Linked DNA regions of Homo sapiens: region 2 is linked to region 1. Evidence: chromatin loops called from intact Hi-C (ENCODE). Cell type or tissue: IMR-90. All regions are shown on one strand. Each heading gives the region's core, and the rest is flanking DNA. Links, peaks and the distances in the headings are about the cores only.

What was found. A loop is a pair of places that touch in the nucleus more often than their neighbours do. Peaks named below come from ENCODE experiments on the same cell type or tissue, not always from the same donor. Only the 100,000 strongest peaks of a DNase experiment are listed, where the experiment ranks them.
Region 2: a loop joins it to region 1, with 4 times the contacts of the local background. A loop is called at or near these places in 2 of 110 quality-filtered maps.

The regions. Positions count from the first base shown.
Region 1 is chr17:6,360,861-6,371,842 of GRCh38, forward strand. The region is part of intron 2 of LOC105371509 (a long non-coding RNA gene); the gene reads right to left. Among named protein-coding and RNA genes, the nearest start is that of AIPL1, 69 kb to the right of the region's middle. In IMR-90, for the core only: no CTCF peak of the experiment used is centred there; a DNase peak (open chromatin) is centred at 4,871; H3K27ac peaks cover 1,674 bases; H3K27me3 peaks cover 142 bases.
Region 2 is chr17:6,416,006-6,425,398 of GRCh38, forward strand. It overlaps AIPL1 (AIP like 1 HSP90 co-chaperone), which reads right to left. Exons shown (of 6, transcript NM_014336.5): 6 at 7,733-9,393. Among named protein-coding and RNA genes, the nearest start is that of AIPL1, 14 kb to the right of the region's middle. In IMR-90, for the core only: CTCF peaks have their summits at 4,556 (motif pointing left) and 6,187 (motif pointing left); a DNase peak (open chromatin) is centred at 6,146; H3K27me3 peaks cover 1,395 bases.

The sequences.
Region 1 (10,982 bases), core at 1,736-9,735:
AAATAACTGGCAAAGTCTAAGCAATGACTGTACAAAACAATATATCATAATGTCAAATTCACTGGAATTTTAAAAATAGGCTAGAACTAGAATGTTGAACAACAGCTTGTAAGCTTGGAGGAAAGTAGTCCGAAAAAATTGTTCTAAGGCAGATTTTGTCTGCCCTCTGCCTCAAGGTTATATCCCAGGGATGCACTTTATAATGAAGGTATCATTTCCTCCAGAAGACAGGAGGGTGCTTGAAGAGTTGCTTAGGAACTGGGGGATCAGCTTCCTCTATTCCTTTGGCTCCTCCCTATCCAATCTTATTGCTCTGTTATGTTATTTTCTGCCTTCCTATCTTAGCCAGAAGCAGGAAATTCTACTTTTGCAATTCTGCAAGGCACATGGCTTATCCCATCAAGACTTAGTCTAAAGAAAGGGGAAGGGAGGGTTCTTCTGTCAACACTGCTTGCTCCTTCCTCTCTGTTTTCCAGATGAGCTGCTTAGACCATGTTTATTGTGGACTACATTTATGCCCTCCCAAGAGGCCATAAGGAGTAGCCAACATACTCTAATATCCCCGAAATATCTACCAATCCCCTGAAGTGCCATCCTCAGTAAGCACACAGTAACAATTTAACCAGCTGCATAGCTACTGATAACAAGGGCTTCCCAGCTACAAACTGAGGTATTCCCCTGTGCCTCATTCCTCTTCAGCTCAGCAATGCCAATTCCAAGTACCAATTTCTGCCACTTTTAGGAGTCGTTTGTAGGTAACGCAAATTCATCTCAAAAGACTTTAGTCAGGAAAGGAAATTTACTGGCTCATAGCATTGGGACGTCCGGACCTAGAGTTGACCAGGGTCAGAGACTCAAACAGTGTTCTCAAGACCCGTTTGCTGTTCACCCTGCTTACATCTCAGCTCCTTTTATAGATCACCCTCATTCTCTCCAACTGTAAATGGATATATCCAGCAAAGTTGGCCACAAGCAGCTTCACTTAATATTGTGGTTTATCTAAAATTCAGTTAATTGGGTGGGCTGTATTTTACCCGGCAACTCAATATGGGAGAAATCTGATTGGTCCTGCCTGAGTCACATGTCTATCCTTTGGCCCAATCCCTGTGGGCAGAATTGAAATAGCCCTGTAGCCAGGTTGTACAGGAAGCACTGAGATTGATAGTCCCACCAGAATGCCATAGGATGCAAGAAGAGCGGTTCCCAGTGAAGATAAAAATCTCTGATGCACTTTGGGAGGCTGAGGTGGTGGATCACGAGGTCAGGAGTTCGAGACCAGCCTGGCCAACATAGTGAAACCCCATCTCTACTAAAAATACAAAAAATTAGCCAGGTGTGGTGGTGTGCACCTGTAATCCCAGCTACTCGGGAGGCTGAGGCAGGAGAATGGCTTGAACCCGGCAGGCGGAGGTTGCAGTGAGCTGAGATCACGCCATTGCACTCCAGCCCAGGCGACAGTGTGAGACTCTGTCAAAAAAAAAAAAAAAAAATCTTCAATGAATAAAAACAAGAGACAACCAGACAAGCACAACTTTGGGGTTTACTGAAGGTTGGTGGTAGTGGTGGCTGTGTGGCTGTGGTATTATTTATCATGATTTTATTTGCCTCCTTCTTTTTCTGCCACTAGATTCCCCCAGACAACTGATGTTCCTGGTTAGGCTAAGTCCATCCAGGCATGATGAATCTGATAACCTTGGCCACACGAGAGGTGAGAAACTTCATTGGCCAACATGGCCAGCACGGAAAGGAGTGTTTGAGCCCTACTCCGTGGTTCTCAGCCTCAGCGGCATGTTAGAATCTCCTGAGGAATCCTTAAAAAGCATTGATGTGTGGGTTTCTGATTTAATTGGTCTGGGTACATCCTGGGCACTAGGAATTTTTAAAGCTCCTCAGATGATTCTAATATGCAGCCAAGGATGACAACCACTGTCTAAGAGAATGAAGCAAAAAGGGGGGAATATCAGGCTTGGAGAGCATCTTCTTATGGCACATCGTTGGAGTAAAAGTAGTTTAAACTGTTGATAATATGAAGAAATGCATAGAACACTTTGGTAAGTATAAGAAAAGCCCCATGTAAGCCGGGCGGGGTGGCTCACACCTGTAATCCTAGCACTTTGGGAGGTCAACGAGGGCAGATTGCCTGAGCTCAGGAGTTCAAGACCAGCCTGGGCAACACGGTGAAGCCCCGTCTCTACTAAAATATAAAAAATAAGCCGGGTGTGGCACCATGCACCTGTAGTACAGGCTACTCGGGAGGCTGAGGCAGGAGAATTGCACCAATGCACTCCGGCCTGGGTGACAGAGTGAGACTCCGTCTCAGAAAAAAAAAGGGGGGAGAGGGGGGTCAGGGTGCAGTGGCTCACGCCTGTAATTCCAGCACTTTGGGAGGCCAAGGCGGGTGGATCACGAGGTCAGGAGATCGGGACCATCCTGGCTAACACAGTGAAACCCCGTCTCTACTAAAAATACAAAAAAAAAAAAAAAAATTAGCCGCCCGTGGTGGGGGGCGCCTGTAGTCCCAGATACTCGGGAGGCTGAGGCAGGAGAATGGCGTGAACCCCGGGAGGTGGAGCTTGCAGTGAGATGAGATCGCACCACTGCACTCCAGCCTGGGTGACAGAGCAAGACTCCATCTAAAAAAAAAAAAAAAAAAAAAAAAACCCTGAAAGAGAAGCATGTAAAATTGTATATGTAATACGACCTTCAGAATCTAAACAATTTATAGAAAAAATAACAAAGGAAACAAAAATGCTAACAACAGTGATTCTAGATGGTGAAATAATAGGCTTCTAAGTTTCTATTTTATCAGATGTTTCTGAAGTTTTAACTTTTTTCCATGATAAATATGTATTACTTTTATAATTCAGAAAATAAAAGTTAAAAAAAAAACTAGGGGGAAAATGACAAATCCTTTGGACTACATTCAAGGCCTCTATGATGGGGCCCTGCCTACCCCTCAGCCAGGTCTCAGTACTCTCTCTGCCCCCACACGCCCCAGGTTCCAGCCACTGCACATCTCCAGACCTCACAATGTCTCATCCCAGTCACTCCAGACAGAATCTCCCTTTAACTATAGATGTAGTTTTTGATCTTCCAACGAGGTCATGCCTCCTCCCTGATGAAGCTTTCTCATATGCCCAAATGGAAGCCTTCGTATTAGCCCCTTTACCAGCTCAGAGGTTCCCAAAAGTGATCCCCATTGAGAAATAATACCCTTCATCCTAGGAGCAAAGACATCATCGTAAGGACCCTGGGTGAAAAGAAGTTATTTTCCGTCCCGCACGTACTGCTCTGCCCTCGCCCCTTCCGGAGCAGAGCTCGCTCTCAGACCCACGTGCACATTCTCCAGCCCTGCAGACCTCACCTCGCCAGAGGCAGAAGGAAGTCCAGGCATTTGCACCAGTTCATTTAGATCTTAGCAGAGCGTAAAATTTACTTTCTGGGAAATTATAAAAACATGCAATCTGCAGGTCTATCCATAATAAAGGGTTTGCTCTCAAGGCAGAAGCCTCTTAGTACTGTTCTGTAGGCAGACTCCTTCCCTTTGGTCAGTGTAAGCTCCCTGGAGCAACTCGCAATCAGGGGTGGCTTTGAAACCAGCAGAAGGAGCACCCAGTAGAGGGGCACACTAGATTCTGGCAGGAACAACTCTTAACCCCCAGAAACAAGGTAGCTTAATTAAAACAGAAAAAGGAAGAATCTCTACATCTAGATTGAGATGGGACCAGCTATAACTTTTCAGGGGGTCATCCTTCCAGGTTCCTTTCTTCCAGGCAGGCCAGCCTCTGCCCATGTGGTACCTTACCCTACACACTTACTATTACACACTCTGTCCAGGTCGTTTGCTTCCTGAGAGTTCCTCCTGCTTAGAATGGTGAGAGAAGCACTGAATTCAGACTCACGGCCTTCAGAGCCTCCCAATCTGGCCTGTTCACCCTGGCTCTGCCCCTCACTCACTGTGTGACACCAGGTAGGTGTCTTCAGCTGTCTGAGCCTGTTTTTCTCATCCACAAAGACAAGATAACAATACCCACCTGCAGGGCTGTGGGGCGGAGTCACAGTTATATACAAGAAGCTCCTAGCACTGTGCTTGGCATAAAGTCGGTGCTTAATGGTCAGTACCTGTGATTGGGGCTGTCCACAAATTTTTCATTTCCCAAGGCCCAGCTGCAGCCCACCTCCTCCAGGAATCATTTCCTGACAACCCAACCCAACTCAGACTTCTCCCTCTCTTGGCTCTGATGATTCTTGCAGTCCGCCCCATCAGCCTAACACCTGATTTCTCACTTACCTTGGGCACTGATGCTTCTCCAGGAGCTTTCCTTATCACCCCCCAATGAACAGAAAATTCTCCATTAGGAAGAAGCACCTCTTCCTCTTCTCCTGCCTCCCCCACAGTGCAGGGAGAGGCACATCATAGTTGCTCCAGTAGGCAGGCAGGATATGGTCTGTTCACTGAGGGATACAAGTTCGACCTTTATAACGAAGGCAATAGGGAGCTAGTGAAGGTTCTGGAGGAGGGAGATGACAGAAGGTGTCATTCGCGTGAGCACTGAGCAGCGGTGCACAGTATTTCCAGTCTGTTTCCTTCCTGCTTTCCCTGCAGAAGCCGCTGGCAGAGTGATGAATGCACAGTGGCTGAGCATTATTAATCACCTTAAAAGTAAACATTCATCTTGGTGCAGAATTTTTACTTTTCTCCTCTAATAACAGATTAGAGCACCCAGATATTAATGGGCCAGATAATTTACATTTTCCTTAAGCAGAAAACACAAACCATCAGACCCTTGTGGCAACACCACTTCCTGACACATTGAGAGATAGGCCAAATAAACTGCTGTAACTAAAACACTCACATACGCACGCTCACCCGCCGATACGTGGCAGTTTGCAAACATTTCGCAACAAGCTCAATATAATTTCTATACACAATTACTCATTCCCTTCTGGAGGATTTTCCTCTCCTCCTTGCCTTCCCAATTGCTCGGGGCCATTAAACCACAAATCCTTGGGTAGAGTTCCCCTCTGCTGCTTTCCTTAAACTCTGACCTTAGCCCTAAATAAGTCAGTCCTTAAAGGAAACAACTCATTGAGTAGCCAGTGCTACCAAGAAACAAAGTGGGCCGTGGACCTTCGCCACTCTTTTCACCTCTTCTCCTACCAGGGATCCCGAAAAGGGAGAAGCATGTCTGAAAAGAGAAGCCAGAGGAGAAAAATCTTTGCATCTTGATCCTCTTTATGTGATCACCCATGCAAAGTTGCCATAGTGGATTACCTGAGGTTCCAGCCAAAGAGTGAAATACTGCAGTAGGCCAAGCCATGAAGAAGAGAGAGGACAGCAACTTATTCCTGCACTGACGATGACTTATTGTATGATCTTGACCAATTCCTCAATCTTCTCTGAGCTGTGGGTTCCCCATCTGTACAATGAATGGTTTGGTTTTGATGACTCAAAACTCTGACATTTTGTGATTTAACTTCTGGGCACCAACAGTCACACAGGGCAGCAGCATTGAGTATTAGAGCTGAGCAGTTAAAAACAGCATGCATAATACTTAATCCCTGGTTGAGCTAGCCACTGCACATGCTCAGTACTCAGGAGAACTACCTGCTGAGAATGCTCAGTCCACAGGTGAGCAACCCACTGAGCATGCTCAGTCCCCCTCCAAGTGTACTACCCACTGGGCATGCTCCGTGCCAAGGCAATCAAGTTCCCTAAGGCACCAGAGCACATCCCCTCTCACGGAGCATATTCAGTTCTAAAGAAAAGTGACACTAGGCATGCTTAATTACAGGGCAGTAGACTGTCTGCCAGTGAAAGCTGATCCTCTCTCCTTGGGCTCCCCAGAAATAGGATAGGCACACAGTGGGCCCACAGCAACTAGTTGAATTAAACAAGTCAAATAATCTTAGCCACGCTGTCTCTGTTCACCTGTTGAGTTCTACAGACTCTCATTATGACATACATGGCCTTAAGTGTTTACAACAAAACAAAGTTCCCAGCAAATAAACTTGCACCAGCCAACCACTCCAAAACAGAATATATCCTCATAATATGTTTTCAAACTCATCACACCTGTAAGAATACAGAAGATTTGATTAATACTATCCACCAATTTTACCTAATTGACATTTATAGCTCTCTCTATCTAACAGCAGAAATCACATTTTTTTCAGGTAGCAAGGAATATCCATTGGCCATATACTTGGCTGAAAAGCATGTCTCAAAAATTTTTAAAAGACTGAAATCATACAAGTTATTTTATTATAGTGGAATTAAATTAAAAAGTAATAACAGATATCTAGAAAATCACCAAATATTAGGAAATTAAATAAAACACTTTTAAATAACTCATAGATCAATGAAGAAATCACAGGGAAATTGGAAAGTGTTTCAAACTGAATGACAATAAAAGCAACACATATCAAAATTTGCAGGATATGGTTGAAGTGGAGATTAGAAGGGAAGTTGGATCTTTAAATGCCTAGATTAATAAAGAAAAAAAGGCACAAAATCAAAGATCTAAGCATCCACCTTCAGACACAAAAAAAGAAGAGCAAATGAAACTCAGTGTAAACAGGAAATGGAAAACAATAAGAAGACAGAAAATCGATGATATAGAAATGAGATAGACAATTAATCTTTTCTTTGAAAAGATTAATAAAACTGACAGACCCTTTGAAGAAGACTAGCCAAGAAAAAAAGGAGATCATCTATGAACCAGAAAATGGGCCCTCACCAGACACTCAATCTGATGGCACATTGATCCTGGACTCTACTTTGTTTCTAGAACTATGAGAAATTAAATTTCTGATGTTTATAAGCCAAAAAAAGAAAAAAAGAACAGAAAACGCATATTACCAATATGAGAAATTACATATGGCATATCACTATAGATCCTATATCTATTAAAAAACAATACAAAATATTATGAACAACTTTAGGTCAATAAATTGACAACTTAGACAAAACAGACAAACTCCTTGGAAAAGATAAATCACAAAAATGAAATACATGAAATTATAAATCTAAATCATCCTACATCTATTAAGTAATTTTAATTCATAGTCAACAACTTTCCCACAAAGAAAATTCTGAGTCCAAGTGGCTTTACCAGTGAATTTCATCAAACATATAAGGAAGATATAATAAATTGGTATTAAACAAACTCTGAAAGTCAAAGAGAAGGAAATATTTTCCAACTCATTTAATGAAGTCAGAATAATCCTGACATCAAAAACTGACAAAGATATTAGAAAAGATTGTTACAGACCAATATTTCTCGTAATTAAAGAGATTTTTTAAACCCTTGTTAAACTACTAGCAAATTAAACAGCAGTATAGAGAAGTATAATATAACCTGACAAAGTTGTGTTTATCACAGTAATGCAAAGTTGATTAACATTTGGAAAATAAAACAAATCAAGTTGAAAAATTTTTGAGAAAATCTGAAATTCACAAAATTAACAGAATAAGGGAGAAAAAGATCGATGTAATTCACAACATTGATTGAATAAAGGAGAAAAATAATATAATTCAGACAAAACATTGGGCCAATTCAATACCCATTACAGTTAAAAAAAAAAAAAACTATGAGGGGCCGGCCGGGCGCAGTGGCTCACGCCTGTAATCCCAGCACTTTGGGAGGCCGAGGTGGGCAGATCACGAGGTCAGGAGATCAAGACTATCCTGGCTAACACGGTGAAACCCTGTCTCTACTAAAAATACAAAAAATTAGCCGGGTGTGGTGGTGGACGCCTGTAGTCCCAGCTACTCGGGAGGCTGAGGCAGGAGAATGGTGTGAACCCAGGAGGCGGAGCTTGCAGTGAGCCTAGATCGTGCCACTGCACTCCAGCCGGGGCGACAGAGTGAGACTCCATCTCACACACACACAAAAAAACTATGAGTAGAATTTTCTTAATCTGATGAAGGCATCTATTAATATCTAGAGTTAAAAATATCCCACATAACTGTGAAACATTGAATGCTTTTCTTATGAGATCAATAACAATGTTAATAGATAATATCTTGAACATTGTACTAAGCTGTAGATAGTGTACTAGGACAAGAAAACTAAGTAAAAGTCATAAATATTGGAAATTGAAAAGTAAAGCTGTATTCACAGACAACGTGGTTATATTCATGCAATACTCTGGAATCTTCACAAATATATTAGAATAATTGTATTTATGAATCTTACAGGATACAATGTCATTATATTTAAAAAATCAATTATTGCTCTACATAATAGCCACCAAAAAATGGAAAATAAAAACTTTTTTTTTTTTTTTTGAGACAGGATCTTGCTCTGTCACCCAGGCTAAAGTGCAGTGGCACAAACAGGGATCACTGTAGCCTTGACCTCCCTGGCTCAGGTGATCCTCCCACCTCAGTCTCCTGAGTAGTTGGGACCACAGATGCATACTGCCATGCTGGGCTAATTTTATTTAGTTTTATTTTTTGTAGAGACGGGGTCGTGCCATATTGCCCAGGCTGGTGTCAAACTCCTGGGCTCAAGCAATCCTCCTGCCTTGGCCTCCCAAAGTGCTAGGATTACAGGCACAAGCAATAAAATGTTTTTAAATTGTCATTTGCAATAAAATTAATAAACTCAAATACCTAGGTATGATTCTAATTAATAAGGAGCAAAAGCACTGTACTGAAAACTACAAAACAGTTGCTGAGAGAAATTTAAAAGACTTTTAAAATGGAAATATATCATGTTTGTGGATTAAACAACTTGATATTGTTAAGATGTCATTTGCCCCCAAAGTGATCTATCAATCACAATCCCAAATTCCAAGAGGAGTTTTTGAATTGACAAGTTGGTTCTAAAATATATATGGAAATGCAAAGTACCTAGAGTAGCCAAAACAAAAAAGACAAAGTTGGAAGACTTAAACTAATATCAAATCTTTCTATAAAGTAACAGCAATGAAATCAGTATGATTTTGGTGTAAGAATAGGTGAAGAGAGCAGAATACAAGGTCCAAAAATAGACCCACACACAGTCAATTAATTTTTAGCCAAGCCAATTCAATAAAGGAGAGGAAAGGCTTGTTACAATGTGTCAGAATAACTGCCTAGTTCTATTTAAAAACAAAGAATCTCAACTCCTACCTCACTCCATATGCAAAAATGTATTAGAAGATCATAAAGCTAAACATAGTGCTAGATCCAGAAATCTTCCAGAGAAAACATAAAATAATATCTCTGAGACTTGGGATACACAAAGACTTCTTAGAACACAGAAGCCAGTCATCATAAAAGAAAAAATTAACAAATGGAATTAATGAAAATTTAAATTTCTGCTCATCAGACTATGCCATTAATAAAATGAACAAGGAGGCCGGCCACACACTGAGAAAAATATCACAATATGTGTATCTCTAACAAAGGACTCATATTCCAAATATATGAGGAATTCCTACTAATCAACAAAAACACAAGTAGCACAACTTTAAAAATGGGCAAAAGATTTGAAAAGACATTCCAAAAAAGAAGATATATGAATGGTCATTAAGACATGAAAAATGCTCAGTATCAATTTTCTTCAGGAAATGCGAATTAAAATCACAATGAGATATCTTTCATACCCACTACAATGTGTTCTTTTTTGGCAAGTGGGGTATTTATTAAAGACCTACATTTGTGTTAAGAGGGGAAAGAAGCAGGATTGGGCAGAAAGAAGCTGGAAGGCAGTGCGGTCACAGTCTAGCCTGGGTATATGTGGCTGTTCAGACATGTCTCATTTGGGGCCCAAATGGCCAGGCTTCTTATTCCTCCAGTGGATCCATGAGAATTATAGTGGGTCCACTTCTGCTTCCACTGCTTGATTTCTGGACCCATGTATCCTTTTAATTGTCGTACAAGACGGCATTCCATCCTTGTAGAGGGCCACCTCCAAGCTGACACCTCAACCGCACCTTGGGTATGCCATCTACCAAAACTCTATCAGGCTGGAAGCTGGAATGTACTTTTTGAATGATGGAGAATGAGCACAAGGAATCTTTTTGGAGAGATGAAAATATTCTAAAAGTAGATGGTGGTGATGGTTGCACAACTCTATAAATGTACGAAAAATCATCGAACTATGCCTTCACAATGGCGGAAATGTATATGTAAATTACTCCTCAATATGTTCATACATTGCTACTGAAGGTATAAACCATATATCACAATTGAAAGATACAAGCATGTAGTAAAATTGTAAAGAAAAGCTAGAGAACGATAAACATAAAATTCAGGAGAGTAGTTACCTACGAGGGGGACAGAGGAGAATGGGAAGTGATAATGGCAAAGAAGAAATGTTGAAGGTATTGGTAATCTTTTTCCCTATATTAGGTGGTGGTATAAAAGTGTTCATTGTATCAATATTTCTTATACCTTCTATCTAGTTTATAAATATTAATAAAGATTATTTTGTTTCTACTCACATACATAAAACAACTTATAGTTAATAAAAACAACTTAAAATAAATTGGCGGGGTGCATTGGCTCCAGCCTATAATCCCAGCACTTTGGGAGGCTGAGGCAGGCAGATCACTTGAGGTCAGGGGTTCGAGACCAGTCTGGCCAACATGATGAAACCCCGTCTCTACTAAAATTCAAAAGTTAGCGGGGTGTGGTAGCAGGCACCTGTAATCCCAGCTACTCAGCAGGCTGAGGCAGGAGAACCGCTTGAACCCAGGAGGTGGAGGTTGAAGTGAGCCAAGATCATGCCACTGCACTCCAGCCTGGGTGACAAAGCGAGATTCCATCTCAAAAAAAGAAAAATAAATAAAATAAAATAAATTGTAAAAGAGATAAAGAGCCGGGCGCAGTCGCTAACACTTGTAATTCCAGCACTTTGAGAGACCGAGGGTGGTGAATCACAAGGTCAGGAGTTCAAGACCAGCCTGACCAACATGGTGAAACTCCGTCTCTACTAAAAATACAAAAATTAGCCGGGCATGGTGGCGGAAGCCTGTAATCCCAGCAC
Region 2 (9,393 bases), core at 1,377-9,376, 55 kb after region 1:
CCCTTCTTCGCCTGGCAGCCCCCCTAAGGGCCCTCCCTATTTGCCCGGGTCACTCAAAGGGGTTAGCAGCTGCCATGGCCCCCTCACCTTACCCTGGAGGAGGTGTGGGCCCCAAAGCCCCCAGGCTGTGCTTACTGTCCAGGTTCAGGTCACCCTCCTCATCCTCACCTTAACAGCCTCCTCTGTGGTCTCTGCTTTCCCCTCCTCTCCCCCTCGCCCACTCCCCACAATGGCAAGTCAACTTCTGTGAATACAGGTCTGACCAGGCCACTCTCCAGCTAAAAGCCTGCCCTGGTTTCCCATTGCTCTCAAGAAAGCAACCAGAATCCTCATGATGCCACCTCGGCCTTTGCAGCCACGAGCCTCCTTGCCACAAGCATCCTGCCCTTTGCTTCCGTCACTTCCAATCAATCCATTTCCCAGAGAGGCCATCCCAGTGCTCAGGCTGGGGCGGGCCCATTCCATGCTCCCCCAGTGCCCTGGGCCTTCCGCAGAGCCCTCATCACACCTGCGATGGTGGGAACAATGGTGGCTGTGGCTTTCTTCAACACACCAAGACGATGATTAATGACCCTCAGACAAAGACCATCAGGACCACACCTCTGGTTGAACCCACTGGGCTCATGGGCCCTTGCACACACATCATGGCAACTGCGGGTGTCCCAGTAAGAGAGTGCTAGAAAGAACCTATCATAGGATTGGGCCAATGTTATACGGCCTGGGAGAGAGGGTAAGGAAGCAGGGCTTTGCTCTGGGTGGAATGCTGTCAAGAAGGAGGGATAACTGATTGGAGATCTTCATCAATCTCATCTAGCTGGAGGAAGACCAGCCTACGGCTGAAGCTGCCATTAGCAAAGAAACCTATTAGTTTCCCCATCTGCGCTATAAGATGTTGAACTAAACGTTTTCTGAAGGCCCTTACCCTTGTAAGAATAGAGGCATGTTTTTCAGAAAGAAATGGACTCATTGAGCCAGTATTTCTGAGCCCCCGGAATGGGTCGGGCATAATTCTAGCCACTGAGGATACAGCAGTGAACAAAGCAGGCAAAATCCTCTGTCCTCCAGAGACTGTCACACTCAGTAAGAGCTGCCAGCCCCGAGACTGCTGAGAAAAGACAAATGCTCCACTACATCTTCAAATGATGGGTGGCAAGAGGAAAGGCGAGATTCTTTGTTCATCAGATTCTCGCACTGATGAGGATACCTGAAGTAATGGAGCAATTGTAATTAGGCCAGGAACTCTGTAGACTTGAAACCACCATAAATAAGAATGCTAGTTTACCTAACCTTTCCATTAAAACCTCAAGCGGGAGAGGAATGGAGAAAGAGGCTGAGCAAGGAGCAGCCGCCTATCCCGAGCGCTCAGAGGTGGTCAAGATGACGCCTCACTCATGGACCGTTCCATCAAGGTGAAATTCAAGACAGACGCTCCAGGTACAAAACTTGGCAAGCCCAGGGAGGAAGATTAAAAACCCGCATGCAGATGTCAGCTGTCAAAGCAACCACACCTGGACTGCCACAGCGTCCTCACAGGCAGCTGACATGGTGAGGAGCTGTTACTGGGGGGAAATCGGGACACGGGTAAGCCTCAGGCAGCCCCTCCATCCTAAGCTCCCTCCACCCTAAACTATTGTTGAGACCCTATAGAAACAATGGCCTTGCAGGAAACTGAAAGTAGTTTACTCACCGTGCAGCTCAAGCAGCACGAGAGTGGCCTGTGACGTGGAGGCAGATGGCGTCCGAGAGAGACTCTCAGAGCAACACTACAACAGACTTGTGTTCTGCATCACAAAGACATCTTGTCACCTGGTCCCCAGCTGCTCTTCCACACAAACACCACGCCCTGTGGTGGCTGTGGAACCTCCCCTCTCCACTGTTAAGACACACCATTGGCCGGGCACGGTGGCTCACGCCTGTAATCCCAGCACTTTGGGAGGCCATGGCAGGCAGATCATGAGGTCAAGAGACTGAGACCAGCCTGGCCAACATGGTGAAACCCCGTCTCTACTAAAAATACAAAAATTAGCTGGGCGTGGTGTCACACACCTGTAGTCCCAGCTACTCGGGAGGCTGAGGCAGGAGAATCATTTGAACCCGGGAGGTGGAGGTTGCAGTAAGCCGAGATCGCACCACCGCACTCCAGCCTGGGCAACAGAGTGAGATTTCATCTCAGAAAAAAAAAAAAAAAAAATTACCTGGTTAATCCACATTTTGCTCAGGTCTTCATTAGTAAATTTACCATGGTGAAAAATAAAGCCCTGGCCAGGCGTGGTAGCTCATGCCTGTAATCCCAGCACTTTGGGAAGCCGAGGTAGGTGGATCATCTAAGGTCAGGTGTTCAAGACCAGCCTGACCAGCATGGAGAAACCCCATCTCTACTAAAAATACAAAGTTAGCCGGGCGTGGTGGTGCATGCCTGTAATCCCAGCTACTCTGGAGGCTGAGGCAGGAGAATCGCTTGAACCCGGGAGGCGGAGGTTGCAGTGAGCCAAGACGGCACCATTGCACTCCAGCCTGGGCAACAAGAGCGAAACTCCATCTCAAAAAATAATAATAATAAAATAAAATTTAAAAAAAATAAAGCCCTGAGGAAAGGGTTTCCTTGAGTTCCCCCCAACCCCCTGTAAGAAAAACTAGATCTAACTAGAGCGCCATGCTCCGATCTAGTTAGTTCAAGTCATCTTCAATCTCATCACTTATTGGTGATCTACAGGTGGAAGGATCCCAAGCTTGCATCCAACTCATGTGCATCAACTCTGGGCTCAGCCACTTGCAGCTGTGAGCCAGGCAGCCCATATTCCTCCCTAAGCTGAGACTCCTTTGCCAAATGGAGCCAATGATGACCACTTGAGGTGGGGAGGTGGCACTCACAAAGAGGTGCTGCTGTTACTTCCCAGGGCTTGCACCAAGCCTCCTGCAGAGCCACACTGGTGAAAGTTGAACTGTTTGCTAAGTTAAATATGACTGATGACCCAGCAATCCCATTACTGGGTATATACCCAAAGGATTATCAATCACTCTACTATAAAGACACATGCACACTTAGGTTTATTGCAGCACTATTTACAATAGCAAAGACTTGGAGCCGGCCCAAATGCCCATCTAGACTAGATGAAGGAAATGTGGCACATACACACCATGGAATACTATGCAGCCATAAAAAATGAGTTCATATCCTTCGCAGGGACATGAATGAAGCTGGAAAACATCATTCTCAGCAAACTAACACAGGAACAGAAAACCAAACACTGAATGTTCTCACTTATAAGTGGGAGTTGAAAAATGAGAATACATGGGCTGGGCGTGGTGGCTCACACTTGTAATCCCAGCGCTTTGGGAGGCCAAGGCGGGTGGATCACAAGATCAAGAGATCAAGACCATCCTGGCCAACATGGTGAAACCCTGTCTCTACTAAAAATATAAAAATTAGCCGGGCATGGTGGCACGTGCCTATAATCTCAGCTACTCAGGAGGCTGAGGCAGGAGAATCACTTGAACCCGGGAGGCGGAGGTTGCAGTGAGCCGGGATTACGCCACTGCACTCCCGCCTGGCAACAGAGTGAGACTCCGTTTCCAAAAAAATAAAAAAGAAAGAGAGAAAGTAAAATGAGAATACATGGACACAGGGAGGGGAACATCACATATCAGGGCCTGTCAGGGGATGGGGGGAAAGGGGTGGGAGAGCATTAGGAGAAATACCTAATGCATGCGGGCCTTAAAACCTAAATGACAGGTTGATAGGAGCAGCAAACTACCACGGCACATGTAATGTATACCTGTGTAACAAACCTGCACATTCTGCACATGTATCCCAGAATTTAAAGTAAAATTTTTTAAAAAAGAAAAAAAAAATCTGACTGAGGTTGCCTGGCCATTTCTCACAGACAGGGAGGCGCCTTGGCCCCAGGACAAGCAACACCTGCACCTGTGCTGTATTCCTTTGCCACGTTTGCAACTCCAGATGCAGGCCAGGCCCTTAGATGTCACTTCTGGTTAGACCTTCTCCCAGCAGGTGGCCCTGCCATGGAGGGCATCAACTGAGGCTGTGGGAGGCAGCCGTGTCCCAGGGGCTGGAAAATGCCAGCTCTAATACCCATTTGTGGCATCTGGGCTTAAGTTCAAATTCTGCCCACACCCCTGAGGAGCTGGAGACACTGTGTGTGTTCTCAGCCTCCTCGGCTCTCCTCTGCTCCCTGCATCCTGGTGGAGATGTGATACCTGCTCAGGCAGGGTCTTGGCAGCCAACAGGTGGCTTATGCAAACAGAGTAGCCACAGAAGCAGAATGAAGATGCGGGAGGGATTGAGAAGCCAGTAAGGAATGGGGGGAGCTAGCAAGAACGAGCAGGGGTGGGAAGCCATTGCTGTGCTGAGGCTGCAGGACCTGGGGAGGCACTGCTTGGAGACCAGTGAGAGCCGTGGCCGGGGACACCTGCTGTGACCACAGGTAAAGAGCGCAACCCCTGCCAGACTGCAGCCCAGCGAGGAGGGAATCAGAAAAGCAAACAGCCCAGTGCCCTCCTCCCGCAAGCAGGTCTCCTGCTGCTGCCTCCTGCCGGCCAAACCCAACGGGAAGGCAGAGGGCACGGGAGCCGGGACATATGTAGGCTGAGCCTCTAGGGCACCCACCAGCGAGGCAGAGGACAGATCGGAGACCCACAGAGACTAAGCGGCAGTATAATGAACCCCCTGAAAGATGCCCACATTTGAATCCCCAGAGCCTGTGGATAGGTTACTTTTTTTTTTTTTTTTTTGAGACGGAGTCTTGCTTCTTCACCCAGGCTGGAGTGCAATGGCACAATCTCGACTCACTGCAACCTCCGCCTCCCGGGTTCAAGCAATTCTCCTGCCTCAGCCTCCCCAGTAGCTGGATTTACAGGCACGTGCCACCACCCCCAGCTAATTTTTGTATTTTTAGTAGAGACAGGGTTTCACCATGTTGGTCAGGCTGGTCTCGATTTCCTGACCTCAAGAGATCCACCCACCTAAGCCTCCCAAAGTGCTGGGATTACAGGCGTGAGCCACCGCGCCCAGCAGGTTACTTTCTAAGGCAAAGGAATTTTGCAGCTGTGATTATTACATTAAGGGCCTTGAGGTGGGGAGGTGAGCCTGGATTACCTGGCAGGTGGGGGCAATGTAAGCACAAGGGTCCTTATAAGAGGGAGACAGGAGGGTCAGGGACCCGCAGAAGCCTCATGGTGACGGAAGCAGAGGGACGCAGAGTGGAAGATGCTCCATTGCTGCCTTTGAAGGGGCCACAAGGCAAGGAATACAGGCAGCCTCTAAAAGCTGAAATAGGCAGGAAAGAAAATGGACTCTCTCCTCCGGCCTCTGGAAAGAACACAGCCCTGCCTGCCAACCCGTTTTAGAATCCCTGACCTCTGGAACTATAAGAGAATACGTGTGTGTTGTTTTAAGCCATTAAGTTTGTGGTAATTTGCTGCATCCACCATGGGAAACTATTGCCCCTGCACAATACCCGAGGAAGGGGGTGTCCCTCGGGCCACTCAGCCCCTTACTGCTGACCCAAAGGACTCCCTGGTCTCAGGGTGTCTGTCAACTCCAGAGGTCAGTATGGTGGCTCCTGCCTGGGAGCAAATGCCTTGGTTTGGTTAACTAGTAATGATTCCTGAGGACGTGCCAGGCCAAAGGGGGCTTCAAAACCCACACAAGGTCGTTTCGTGCTGACCCTTCCAACTGCTCCCAAACAAAGGCTATTGGCATTGCCGCAGGTTGCTGCCTGATAGAAGTTTCACATTCTCTCCTTTTTTAAAAAAAAATGCATCATACCCACATACGAAGCATCCAGTGAAGGAGGCAGCACAGTATAGAAAAGAAAAGAAAAGAAAAAAAAGAAAAGAAAAGAAAAGAAAAGAAAAGAAAAGAAAAGAAAAGAAAAGAAAGCCCCAGCCCAGACTCCTGGAAACCTGATGCTAATCCTGGAGCTACTGCCCCTCTCTAAGCCTCAGTTTCCCCATCTGTACAAGGGGTTGGGACTGAGTTGCCTCCAAGGACCTAGTTTGCTGGCAGCCTCATTCCATAGTTCTAAATGCCTCCTTTCCTGTCATCAGCTTGCCTGACCTTGTGACCTGCAGCGTCAGGGATGGTCAGGGCTGATGGAGAACCGCCACATCCGGAGCCCAAAGCGGCCATCTCCTACCCTGGGGACCCGTCTGCTTGGTCTCTGCTGCCACCTGCTGGCAACTTGAAAACAAAGCCTTCCGGCTGGATCTCCGGGAAAGAAGCCCTTGGAAGAGAGGCCCTGCAAACTATTGCAACTGCCCGCCCAGACCTGACCAGCCACGCCCTTCCTTTAGGTTGGTTTTCAGGGAGCAGAAGGAAGCCCATGCAGCAACCAGAGCCCTGGATGGGAGGCTGCCTGCATCTCTCCCCATGTCTGCCTCCCGCCTCCTCTGCACTAGGAAGATGGGGTGTGGGATGCGGCAGTTTCTGAACAGTGGTTCTACTGGCCCAGCCTCTGCCTTCAGAGGATTGTAACAATAGGACAAGGGTCCCTGTGCACCCTCTCTCCAGGGTATCTCCACCACATGCTATGGGCTTCCTGGTCCCTATCCCCTTTTTCCTGTTTTCAGACATCCAGAGGCATCAGAAGGGGAGCTGTCCACACGGGATGAGCCGGACAGGACCAAGCCCGAGCATAGGCTGCATTCGGGCCTCTGTCCAGCCAGGGAGCCCACAGGCCACGTTCTCACCACAAATGAGGGGGGCACCCTCGCTGCTCGTTGTCCCCAAAAGAAAGGGTAGCTGGTAGGATAGCTACATTCAGACAATGGACAGGGCAAAGGAGACTGGGAAGTCTGCGAGCCACAGTCCCTGGCCCCGAAGTAATGCCCCTTGCCAGGCCCCTCATCTGTTTCTGAGCCACACTCGACTCTGGCTGCCCAGACAACATCCAGGCCTTTCCCCGTAGGCAGCGCTGCCAGGAGGCAGCAGTGAAGGTCCCCTTGGCTCTCTGGCCCCAGCCTCCCTCCCTGTTCCACCTTCTGCAGTTCGAGGCACTCGCTTTGGCCTCAGGACACACCTGCCTTGCTCCCTCTGCAGGCCATAACATCCCCTTCCTCTGACCTCTTCTAAAATCTCCTCTCTCACGTGGTTCCTTCATACTATGGCCCACTGGACTACTGAGCCTAATCATCCAAAAATTGAAACCCCTTTTCTTCAAGGGTGGGAAGGCTTACACATCAAACCTTCTAGTACTGCAAGAAAAAAGGAAGAAGAGGCCGGGCGCGGTGGCTCACGCCTGTAATCCCAACACTTTGGGAGGCCGAGGTGGGCAGATCACCAGAGGTCAGGAGTTCGAGAGCAGCTGGCCAACATGGTGAAACCCCGTCTCTACTAAAAATACAAAAAATTAGCCAGGCACAGTGGCACACACCTGTAATCCCAGCTACTCAGGAGGCTGAGGCACGAGAATTGCTTGAACCTGGGAGGTGGAGGTTGGAGGTTGCAGTGAGCCGAGATCAAGCCAGTGCATTCCAGCCTGGGCAACAGAGTGAGACTCCATCTCAAAAAAAAAATGAAAAAGAAAAAAGGAAGAGGAGAAGAGAAGAAAAACATAAAACACTGCCATGTTAAAATGTACATTATCACTCCAGATGCCAGAAATATCCTCATTCTGGTGTCCCAGGGGTCACGAAATTGGAACCACAGAGAAAGCAATGCAGTGGAAGCATTGCGCTGGGCCCTGTGGGGAAACACACCTACACAGCCACAATCATGCAAATGCTGTTTATTGATTTTCAGATTGTAGAATCAACCTATGGACAAAGCACAGAAGATTTAGTTTTGCTTACAGAGCAGAAGGTAGATGTTAACAACAAGGAAGATGGAAAAGTAAAGTACATCAGAACTTTAGGGATACAGTTAGCGCTGGGGGAACCCCTGCTGGGTGGAGACAAGCTCTGGGGCAGAAGAGAAGCCCAGGAAGCCCTTGGCAGTTGACTACGTGGCCCTGGGCTGGATACTTCGTCGCCCCCCTGCCCCACCCCACACACCTGGGTGGTGCTAGAGGATGTCGCTGGCGTGATAGCCCCTCCTCGTACCCGTCCTTTAGGGAGGACGAAGAGGAGGGAGAGAGTTGGAAGGGGAAGGTCCCAACGCTGCCATGCTCATCAGACACAGAAGGAGGTCACCAGACTGAGGCAGGCGGTGGAGCTTGGACACCAGACTAACTTGAAGATGAGCTAAAACAGGGGCGAGTGGAAGCGGCTTTCCCTAAGGCATGACCCCCAGGGTGCCATGTCAGTTTACCATTGCCGTGGCAACACCCTGGCATACTGCCCTGTTCCGTGGCAAAGACCCCAGGACCCAGAAGTTACTACTCCTTCCCTAGAAATCTTTGTATATGCAGCTCCTTAATCTACATGTAATTAAAAGTGGGTATAAATCTGACTGCAGAACTGCCCTGAGCTGCTGCTCGCTGCCTATGGGGTAGCCCTGCTCTGCAGGGCAGTCACAGAGCTGCAACACTGCAGCTTCAATACAGCTGTTTTGGTTTTGGTTTTGTTTGTTTTTCTTTTGTTTTTTGTTGTTGTTTTTGTTTTGTTTTGTTTTTTGAGATGAAGTTTTACTCTTGTTGACCAGGCTGGAGTGCAATGACGTGATCTTGGCTCACTGCAACCTCCGCCTCCCAGGTTCAATCAATTCTCCTGCCTCAGCCTCCCAAGTAGCTGGGATTATAGGCGCCCGCCACCACGCCCAGCTAGTTTTTTTGTATTTTTAGTAGAGATGAGGTTTCACCATGTTGGCCAGGCTGGTCTGGAACTCCTGACCTCAGGTGATCCACCCGCCTCGGCCTCCCAAAGTGCTGGGATTATAGGCGTGAGCCACCGTGCCCGACCACAGCTGTTTTCTTCTACCCTACCACTGGCGCTTGCCTTTGAAATCTTTCCTGGGGGAGGCCAAGAACCCTCTCAGGCTAAGCTCCAGTGTCGGGGCTTGCCCACCCTACATCAAGACCCACTAAAGTCAGTGGGATTCTAGAGAGCTCTAAGTGTCCTGCGTAAAGTTACAAAAATCACCGAGATGACCCCCAAATGTAACTATCCAAAATGGGGAGACAGGGAGGGGTATCAGGCATGAGAAAGGATCAGAGCATCAAATCCTCATTTGTCATTGACATGGGGTAAAATCTAGAAACTGATTTAAACAGATTACTTGGAAATAGAGAAAACTACCAGAAGAATTAAAAACAGGGTCAATTAAAACCATGGCACGGAAGGAATGAGAGGGGTAGAGGAGAAAACTACTTTTATTCATAAGCTCTTCTGTACCCTTGGGATTGTTTTTTTTTTTTTTTTTACCATGGGTGTGTCTGACTTTGATTTCAAAAATTAATTTTAAATTTTAAAAAGTGACACCACGATCCTGGTCAA